Regions from separate parts of the Homo sapiens genome. Here region 1 is linked to region 2. Evidence: chromatin contacts called from ENCODE Hi-C or POLR2A ChIA-PET data. All regions are on one chromosome and are shown on one strand. The core of a region is the stretch at or near the end of the contact, and the rest is flanking DNA. Distances in the headings are between cores, read along the strand shown. Region 1 has its middle 90 kb from the start of LINC02399. Region 2 holds the start of LINC02458 (long intergenic non-protein coding RNA 2458).

What was found. A loop is a pair of places that touch in the nucleus more often than their neighbours do. ChIA-PET counts read pairs that join two places held with the same protein, here RNA polymerase II (POLR2A). Pooled maps may share reads with other maps.
Region 1: a loop to region 2 is called in a pooled map, with 5 times the contacts of the local background. The contact joins the enhancer-like site here to the promoter of LINC02458 in region 2. A Hi-C loop is called at or near these places in 1 of 168 maps with a recorded cell type or tissue (naive thymus-derived CD4-positive, alpha-beta T cell) and 8 of 50 pooled maps. POLR2A ChIA-PET finds 5 or more read pairs at or near these places in 1 of 52 experiments (A673).

Annotation. Positions count from the first base shown.
Region 1 is chr12:89,855,268-89,860,698 of GRCh38, forward strand. No RefSeq gene overlaps it. Among named protein-coding and RNA genes, the nearest start is that of LINC02399, 90 kb to the right of the region's middle. RefSeq lists an enhancer at 2,788-2,837. Within about 2 kb of position 1,349, at least 4 of the 41 ENCODE cell types and tissues checked have a DNase peak (open chromatin) inside an H3K27ac peak, as active enhancers do.
Region 2 is chr12:89,015,986-89,021,239 of GRCh38, forward strand. LINC02458 (long intergenic non-protein coding RNA 2458) reads right to left here and starts at 3,707. Exons shown (of 3, transcript NR_038385.1): 1 at 3,568-3,707.

The DNA of each region.
Region 1 (5,431 bases), core at 99-2,598, 840 kb after region 2:
CAGGGACACATAGCTCTCAGAAATTTTCCTAAAAAAATGTTCTTTTCTCTTTTCTACAAGCTGCCTTCACACCCCACAGCTATTCTCACTCCTAGCTTCTCCCCTGAGCCATTTCCTCTGCCTCCAGCTTGGGCTGTTTTTACTTTCCTCTGCCCACCCTCTCCTGTGAAGTCTTTTTCTTCTTCCTACCACCTTGCAGGCATTGCTTCTTTCTGTTGGTTCTCTGACAATTCTCCATTACTGATGCCAAAGCATTGCTTTCTTTTAACATGTCTTCTCTTCTCAGAAGATAGAGGAGAGGAAGAAGCTGAACAAAGCCAGAATCTTGTTTTGCAGACTTGGCAAAACTCTTAAAGGAGTAGTTTTTCTGTCCTTAAGAGGTAAAAATCTTTCTTAAAGCCTACCAAATATGAGGTTCTGCACTTTATTCTGTTCACCTCTTGCCCATTTAATTCTTCAATTTGAGTTCTGTTGCCTATTCCTTTTTGTATGTCTGTTACTGCACATTTCATTGTAGCTGATTTCACTCAGAAAATAGCCTTCAACTATAGAAATGTAGGTCAGCATCATATATATTTAGGATGTCATTCATATGGAAGATAAAAGACAAGAATCCCTATTGCAAATTTCTTCTTTCCTTAATCCATTCTAGTACATTTCAGCATTGTAGGTTTTGGTACCTTGATTTTTCTTATCTCGTAGGAAAAAAAGTGGGTTCTTTCATATTAATATTCAGGACCATGTATACACGTGACACAATAAACCACCATTAAAGAGATTATTTACCCAAACATAATATTTTCTAAAATTGATCTAATAAGTAAATAGCTATGACCATCAGCATGTGTATTGTAGGAATGAATTTGATGAAGTATTCATAAATTACGGGTTGAGGGATGAATTTTTGAGTAGCTAAGGGGCTCTGCAACTATGCTGGTTGACTGCTTATACACACATATACACACATACAGTTTAATAATTACATGGGGTATAGAAAAAGAGTTGGACAAATAAGTCTCATCCAAGTCTTTTCCCACCAAATTTGTCTCCGAACTAGGAATGCTAAACAGCTCAAAACTAGTGGACGTGAGCTTTATCCAGTTCTCTGCTTCTTCCCACTCTAGTTGGAAGTGCTAATGAACTGACAGCTCGAACAAAAGCCAGCACACAGTAGTCAATCACATTTTTATTGCATAAAAAATGAACCCCCCCCAAATCAGAGCACAAAATGATACAAGATAGAAGGGACTTCAGTGTATCCTGTTCATTTCTATACTGCGTATCTGATCCCTGCATAATCACAGAGTGGCTAAAGATGATTCATCTGAAAGACCTATTTAAGGAAGGAAGTGAAAGTCATAGGCTAAAAAATGGCCCATAATCAGGTGCTGACAGTTGTGTGTTGAAAGGTTCTATGTAAAGCCAAACTTTCCAACCACAAAAAGGGACCTGTTTTGTTCAACATTCTGGAGCAAAGAAATTAAGGGGAAAGCCAAGCTAAGATGAAAGGCCTAGAAATAGTTTTAACTTTCATGCTTGACACAGGAAAATAAAAGAAACCTACTGAGTAGATTAAACAAATAAATGTCCAATCATGCATTTAATTTGAATTCCCATGAAAATCTGTCAAATTTGTAGAAAGACTCCTAAAGTTTATTTTTGATACTAGATAGGCCATCTCCTACGCCAAAAATGGAAACGCCTCATAAAATTGTATACAGGTGACTTGGCGATTCAGTGGCAGACTGTTCAGATTGTTTGTTATTGATGTCCCTTGCTGCTTGCTTGTAAATTCATGTACAGATTCATTCATTCATGCATTTATTCTTTTTTTTTTTTTAAATTCAACACATACTTAGTTACTTATTCATGCTGGGCATTGGGCTAGGCTTTGGAGACACAACAAATATCTCTTCCTCTGTTAAGAGACTTAGTCTAGGCTGGGTGCCGTGGCTCACGCCTGTAATCCCAGCACTTTGGGAGGCCGAGGCGGGTGGATCACCTGAGGTCAGGAGTTCAAGACAGACCAGGCTGGCCAACATGGTGAAACCCCGTCTCTACTAAAAATACAAAAATTAGCTGTGCGTGGTGGTGGGTGCCTGTAATCCTAGCTACTCAGGAGGCTGAAGCAGAAGAATTGCTTGAACCCAGGAGGAAGAGGTTGCAGTGAGCCGAGATCACACCATTGCATGCCAGCCTGGGTGACAAGAATGAAACTCTGTCTCAAAAAAAAGAAAAAAAAAAAAAAAAGAAAGAAAGAAAGAAAAGAAACTTAGTCTAGTTTGTCAGAGAAGAAAATGAACTTTTTTCTTTCTTTTTTTTACTGTACAGTACTGTAAGTGCCATGACAAAAATAAGCCCATTCAAAATGCCAATTCAGACTGGGAAATCAAAGAAGGCTTCTGGGAAGTATTAATTGCTGAGCTGAGATTTGAGAAAGAGTGGGTTTAGCCAGATGAAGGAGAGGCACTAGAACATGGTTGCTAAATGCGTGGATTCTACAGCCAGGCTCTCTGGGCTCAAGTCTTGTTTTTTCCAGTAACTATGCATGACCCCAGGCAAGGTTCCCAACCTCAATTTCTCAGTTCTTCAATTTCAACCTCAATTTCTCAATTCTTCAACCTCAGATTCCTCAATTTCTCTATGAGTGGGGGTAACAATAGTACCTACCACTTACCTATCCCAGGTTTGTAAGGATGAATAAATGCATTGATATTCCCAAAGTACTTGGAAGAGTGTGTCTCACTTAAGTGTTACATAAGTGTGTGATGAATAAATACAGGGGGAGGATGGCGAGTGTCTTGGGTGGCAGGTACGGCTGGTGCAATAGCTTGAAACGGCATGCATGCTGCATTTAGAAGACAGTAAAGAATAGAACGCAGGGTCCATGACTGAGGAGCATCAAAAGATAAGGCCGGAGAGACTTGAAGGCTTTGGTAAGGAATGTGGTTATTTTCCTAGACACCATGAAGAACTCTGGAAATATTTTAAGCAAAGAAGTGAAAAGATTATATTTGCATTTTAAACAGGTCAGTCTGGCAACAGTGTGGAGAGTGGAGTGCATGATGGCAGGCAACTCTTGGAGGCAGGGAGGCAAATAAGGACAGTGTTTCCAAAAATTGCCTGATAACCAGACTCGTCTGGGGTGCTTCTAAAATATGCAGATCCCCAGACCCCTTTGCACTCGATGCTGACTCAGATGATTTGGAGCAGGTTGGGTAATCTATGTTTTGAACAAGCAACTCTGGTGATTCCTGCCTTTTCGGATTTTGCACTGAGTTAGGTGGAGGTTGTAGGCATCTAGGTGAGCAATAATAAGGATTTAAACAAGAGGAGTAGAAACAATGTGGTTGGAGAGAAGGCAGCAAATTAAAAAAAAAAAATTAAAGCCTAGCACGTTGGGAGGCCAAGGCAGAAGGAGTTTGAGACCAGCCTGAGCAAAATAGTGAGATCTCGTCCTTCCAAAATAAAAATTAAAAAATTAACTCGTTGTGGTGGCTCATGCCTGTAGTCTCAGCTACTCAGGAGCCTGAGGTAGGAGGATTGCTTGAGCCCACAAGGTGGAGGCTGCAGTACATACCACTGTACTCCAATCTAGATGACAGTGTGAGACCCTGTCTCAAAATGAAACAAAACATAATGATAAAGCAGTAAGACTTGGTGCCACATAGGAAGGAGCCTAGAATGACACTCAAATGTTTGGCTTTGGTGACTGTGTAGATCGTGAAAGAATTTGAAAGAAAAGCAGATCTGGAAGTGAGGTTAATGAGATCAGATTCAGATAGGTTGAGTTTGAAGTGTCAGTGAGAAGAGTCTATTCAGAGGCTGCATACATATGCCTGAGTGCAGAAAAGAGACCTGGGCTGGAGACTTGTAATTGGAAGTCGTTAGCACATAGGTAGTAGCTGAAGCTTTACAAACTCCAACATTTAATCAGTGGGTAGAACATAATCCCATTTTATTTGTTCATTAATTTATTCACTTAATCATTTATTCAACAAATCAATTTTAAATGCATATTTTGTGCTAGGTGCCCTGCTACCCACTTTTTCTATGCAGGAGACTGTGAAGAAACAGCTAAGAGGAAAAGAAGGAAAAGAGTAGTACTATCAAAGTCAATGGAGAAGATTGCGTCAAGTGACACTGAGACTCCAAATGAGACAATGAGAGAAAAAGGTCCCCTGGACTTAGCCAGAAACAAAGAGGTCATTAGTAATTTGGGAGAGAATAGAATAGATTCTGTTGAGTTACGGGTAAAGAAATTGGATCAGAGGTGTGGCTTGAGGCATGAATGGGTAGTGAAAAAGTGAAGTTAATGAAGGAAGAAGAGAGAAAAATGTGGCAGACTGCAGACATGGTTATAAAATCTTCTACCTGTTTGCCTGTCCCTTTGCAATATTTCTTTGCAGCTACTCCCATCAAGAGGTGGAGTTTATTTCCTCACCCTTTGAGCTGGGCTTGGTGATGTGGCTTTATTGTGATCAATGGGCCATTAGCAAATGTGATACAAACAGAAGCTTGAAATATGATTGTGTATTGGGGCTTGCCCACTCTTGCTGCTTTTGGGAGCCTTGTGACTGCAACCAGGTAAATATAAACCTGGAGCAATTTGCTGGAGACCTGTGGCCAGTCACCTCTGTCACTCTGCTGGCAGCCAACAACAACTGACAGTACCAGCCACCAAACATTGAGTGAGATGTTGAATCACTCCCTAGCTGATCTACTCACTGACTGCAGCTGCATGGGTGAGCCTTGCCAATTCTAGCAGAAGAACTTCCCAGCAAAGTCCAGCCCAAATTATTGATTCACAGAACAATGACTATTATTTTAAGACACCCAGTTTTGGGTGTAGTTTCTTACACAGCAAAACCCAACTGATGTAATAAGACCTTGTCTGAGTGTCATGGATTTCAAATGTCTAAGTTCTCTGGAGGTTTGTATGTGTCTCTGGGACTTTTGGCTGCAGTAGAAGGTCAGAAAAGCTATAGTTGTTCTTAGTCTCTTTTCTCTTCCTAACACATTGTTCCGGATAGAAACAAAAACAGAGTAGTATCCTAGAAATAGAATAACTGGGTTGCATAGCATTATTGATTCATGCAATGATATGGCTGAATCTTAAAATAATTATGTTGAGCAAAAGAAGCCAGACCAAACAAATAAACACAAGGAGAGTATGTATTGTATATTTCCATTTATTTGAAACTCCAGAAAATGTATAATCATCTATAATGAAGAAAGCAGATTAGCTGTTGCCTGGGGATGGAGTGAGGAAGGGAGGGACAGATTACCAAGAGGCATGAAGAGACTTTTAGGGATGATGTATATTCATTATTTTGACTGAGCTGATAGCTTTATGGGTGTATACTCTGTATATATGTCAAAACTCTTAAAATGATACATTTAAAAAAGATATATAGTTTAATGTGCAGTT
Region 2 (5,254 bases), core at 2,457-4,956:
TGGCAGAAATAAAGGACAAGGAAATTGACGTTTGTTGGCACTGTGCAAAGCACTGTGTTTTCTAATTTAATCCTCAGGACAAATCGATGAGGTAAGTTGCATTGGCCTCATTGTAAAGATAAGTTATTTGAGGGCTGCTGAGGTTAAGTGACTTTTTCAAACCAGGCTGACTTTTCAACTCACTGTGACTTTTCTTACTCACTGTGGTGAATAAGCATAAGAAAATATTCATCCTTAGATTCATTACTGATTTTTTTTCCTGCCGTTGAAATAATTATTTTACTTTGCATCGAACATCTTTGAGTCTATTGTCAGGTATTTCTCATCCACATTTTTATTTTAAAATCGGGGCTAATGCAATTCCATTCCTAGATATTTTCTTAAAGAATTGAAAACAGATACTCAAATAAGTAAATGTAACTCATGCTCACAGCAGCACAATTCACGATTGCCAAAAGGTAGAAACAGCCTTAATGTTCATCAACAGATGAATAGATAAACCGACTGTGGGACATATATATATTCTGTTGTGTATATATCTACAAAATAGAATAATATTCAGCCATAAAAAGAAATGAAGTACTGATAACATGCTACGATATGGCTATATCTACAAAACATGTTGAATGAAAGAAGCGAAACACAAAACATCACGTATTGTATGATTCCATGTATGTGAAATACTGTATCCAGAATTGATAAATCTATAGAAACAGAATGCAGATTGACAGTGGTCAGGGCTGTGGAGGAAGGGGTAACAAGAAAAAACGCTTGATGGGTAATGGACTTTACTTTGGGGTGATGGAAATGTTTTGGAACTAGATAGAAGTAGGTGATGGTTACACTGAGTTGTCGACCTTAAAATGATTGATTTTATGTTTTATAAATTTCATCTCAGTGAAATTTAAATCAATTATAAATTGATCTTTTAAAGTCAGAACTAATGACCTTTCATCCAAGATTGCTGCTGAGGGCTCTTCTGTTTTTTCTTTTCTAGATGGAGTCTTACTCTGCCGCCCACGCTGGAGTGCAGGAGCGATCTCGGCTCACTGCAACCTCCGCCTCCGGGATTCAGGCGATTCTCCTGCCTCAGGCTCCCTAGCAGCTGGGATTCCAGGTGTGCGGCACAGTGCCCGGCTAATTTTTGTATTTTTAGTAGAGATAGAATTTCGCCACGTTGGCCAGCCTGGTATTGAACTCCTGACCACAGGTGATCCATCCGCTCAGCCTCCCAAAGTGCTGAGATTACAGGAGTGAACCACCGCGCCCAGCAGCTGAGGGCATTTTCTTTGTTGAGGAAAGTAATAGTGATGATCAGATTTGTAATTTTCCTGTATTAAATGCCTAGAACTCTACAGTCAACAGATGGCGCTCTAGTTCCAATTGTTACAGAAGTTCTCTGCCCATCCGCAAGCAAAGCGTTGTTTTCATCAGTGAAAAGAGAATAAACACTGTGCTTTAACTTTTTTACGTAGCTAAAGAAAATAAATAAAGCGTCTTAATTCCTTTCAGAGATTACTTTCAACTCAATTATGAAGTTAATATTAGACAGCGACTTTTAGAACAGAAGTCATACTTGAAAATATTATGCATATCAAAACAGCAGATAGAGTTTTAAAAAGCAAGAGTTTTACAAGCAGATAGACCTGGATTCTAATTTAAACCCTACCATTTTCTCACTGTGCGTCCTTGAGCAATTTGCTGAAACTCTTTGAATCTCAGTTTCCTCTTCTGCAAAATTTTGACAATAATACCTACTTCTGAAGGTAGTTTTGACAATTAGAAATAATGTCACATGCTTTGCAAAACATTTAGTATGTAGTAACTACTCAGAAAGATATAGCTATTCTAATTAGTGACAGAGAACATACAAACATACAGGTAGGATTTCTCTGCCTTAGATCATATGTGTTTAAATGAGTTTGAAGCATCAGAGATCTAGTTGTAAATTCTGAGTAAGCTGAAAGTGTTATACGGTTATGCTTTCTCTAAACCAATCATTGAAGTGATGCCATATTAATATGGCAGAAAGTTTGTAATATATTTTTAGGTAGAGAGAAAAAAACAGATTATAAAATGGTAATATAGTGTCATCCCAATTTTGTTTAAAAACAGTATACATCTAGTAAGATATAAACCAAAATGTTAAGGTTAGTTATCACTGGTTTATGAGACTATAGTTTATTTCTATATTTTTAACACTTTTCTGCATTTTTAATATTTTCTATAATAAATAAGTATTCATTTTTCATGACAAAAAGAAATGTCATGTAATAATATGAAGTCAAACATATATCAAATATTGATACTGCAAAAGTTTTCTTTTGTGAACCAGTTGAATCCATAGAAGGACCGCTCTCAGAGCTCAAACACAGTGCTCCAGGGTGCTACCTGCTGCTTAGAATTCTCCATAGGAGAAACGAGAAAAAGAAAAACCAAGCCCAGTTATGCTTCTCTGTGCCAGTTTTTCAAGCCAGCATATATAGAAGTATCTAGAAGATATACAAATGATTAGGAAACAGGAAGTTCAGCCAGCCACATTATTTAGGATCATGTCAAATACATCCCTAAAAATTAAAAAGTAATAATGATTTCCGTATTTCTTATTAATCTTAATTCGTGAGACAAGGCCTTTGTATCAATTCATAATAAATTTAGGAGTATTCGTGAAAAATTTTAAATACAATATATACTTTGACCAGCAACCCCACTTCATGGACACTGACCTACAGAAAGACACATTTGTGTACCAAGTTTCATGGCCAAGAATTGTACAGGAAAACATTGTAAGAACAAAGATTTCCACTAAAGGGGAAATGATTTTAACATTATGAGACATTTATACTATGTAATGCTATCCATCTGCCAAACAGAATGCTATAGACTTCTACATATGGACATGGAATGATCTCCTACACGTATTAACTGTAAGAAAAATAAGCAAATTCAAGAACTATTTCCCAAAGAAACCCCTTTTATGTTTTAATAAATCTATATGTGTGTATAGATTTGTATATTTATATATGTAAATACATAGAAATATTGAAAAGGTCTAGAAAGATACATACCCAGTTATTAACAATGACTATGTCTAGGAAAGGTCGTTTTTAAAACTTTATATTTTCTGAATTGTTTTAATTCCTTCATACACACACATTTCCATTTATAAACTTGAATTCAGTTGAACTCTTGGCAGGGATGGAAGACATGGTGTCCATCTAGCCACAGAGACATAACTGATAGCTCAGACTGGTAGGAGAATCAATTAACGCACTCATTCAACAAACATTTATTGAATATTTACAAGATGCCAAGCCTATGCTAGAAACTGTAGGTGCAAAAATGAAAATAGTAAAACATTGTCTCTGTCTTCAAATTTTCCACGAAGGTATACATACCTCATTAAAAAAATCTGGATTTTCACTTGTTCTTTATCTTATATGTTTTTTATAAAGTTAGTAGAAACAACGGTTTCTTAGTGTTGCAGAAAACGCAGTAATGAATCATTAACAATGAATCATTAACAATGAATCAACAGTGGCTCGAGGAAACATCTTTATGACTTACATCATTAAGATTTGAAGAATTGATTCTGCTCCCACCTCCTAACATATACCCTTCTACCCCTAAGCTCACGGTTGATGCCAAAATCTCTTTATTGTGAGTTACACGGAGACAGGAGCAGCGACGCAAGCTACGTGAAGTCTACTAAATCCACTGTTGCCCTCTCGGTAAACCAGTATGAATGCAGCAACAGGAAGGACCACAAGATGGCAGACTGGAAACGAGTCATGGAGCCTACAGCAGGCGATGAGGTGCTACAGCCAGTGGAATCCCGTAGCCCTGGCATCTGAAGAGAGACTGGGAAGGGCTTTATAGATCTGTTGAACGGAGGGATCAGAGCGAAGAACAATTTTGGCACCACTCTAGTGCTTGCTCACATCTCTTAGTGTTCTATTTAGTTGTTTTTACCATCTAAAAAACAAACCATGTTCATCTCTTCTTCCCACCCCAAATAGATAGTCATACTCATCAAAATCAATCATAGCTTTCTATTTTAGTATGATTGAGTAGCAGAATTTTTAAATTGGACAGGATCTCCCCAAATTTGAGGATGAGGTGCTTCATGCATAGGGAGGAGGCAGAAAGATAGATAGGGACCTGGTGGGACAAAGAAGCACAAGTCCACATTGTCATAAGGAAAGGCTCTTTTCATGATGTATGGGGACTAGGGTTGAGAAATTATTTTCAGGAAGTTGTGTGAGTAAGGCCAAAACTGTAATTTTCCAGACTTTATACCTGTGCATGCAGAGACACATAGGTAAAGATGTTGAGTAATGTGAAAGTGTACATTGGTGCTGCTGTTCTTATTTAAGCAGATAAAGTATCTACATAACCTATGATCCAGCCATTTCATTCCTGGGCATATATCTCAAATAAATCCTCACACAGGCTTGCAAGCATATATGCACAAAGATGACAGTGTGGTTTGTAGTGTCCAGCAACTGGAGGTAACCTGGGTGCTCATAATTGGGAGAGTAGATAAGTAAGTGGTGGCTTACAGATATTTACAGGATCATGCATAAAAGGGCAAATGGCCAAGCAGCACATATTTTGACCTGCCAACACGGTGTTGACCAGGATGGCTCTTGGAGACAGAAGGAGCAGACATCTGGGACCTCCAATATTGTCCTATCATACTCTGAGACAGTGCACAGCAATCTGGCAGGGCCAACTGTCTGACTCTAGGAAAAGGACATTGAACCTTGAGCTAGGAGGTTTGAAAGCTGTGATTGAGGTGGCATTGGCCTCTTTTGAAAAGCAAAATCCCAAAGTGTATTTTGAGAACATTGATAATTTGTTGTCAAGACAAGTTGCATAAAAAGCCGGCCCGGCACGGTGGCTAATGCCTGTAATCTTAGCACTTTGGGAGGCTGAATGGGTGGATTGCCTGAGCTCAGGAGCTCAAGACCAGCATAGACAACATGGTGTAACCCTATCTCTACTAAAATGCTAAAAAATTAGCCTGGCATGGTGGTGCGGGCCTGCAGTCCCAGTTACTTGGGAGGCTGAGGCATGAGAATCACTTGAACCCGGGAGACGGAGGTTGCAGTGAGCCGAGATCACACCACTGCACTCTATCCTGGGCCACAGATCAAGACTCTGTCAAAAAGAGAAAAAAAGGCAAAAGTAGAATAATTAATACTGTGTGGTATAGACACAGAGTCAAATTTATTGACCAGAACAGAATAGA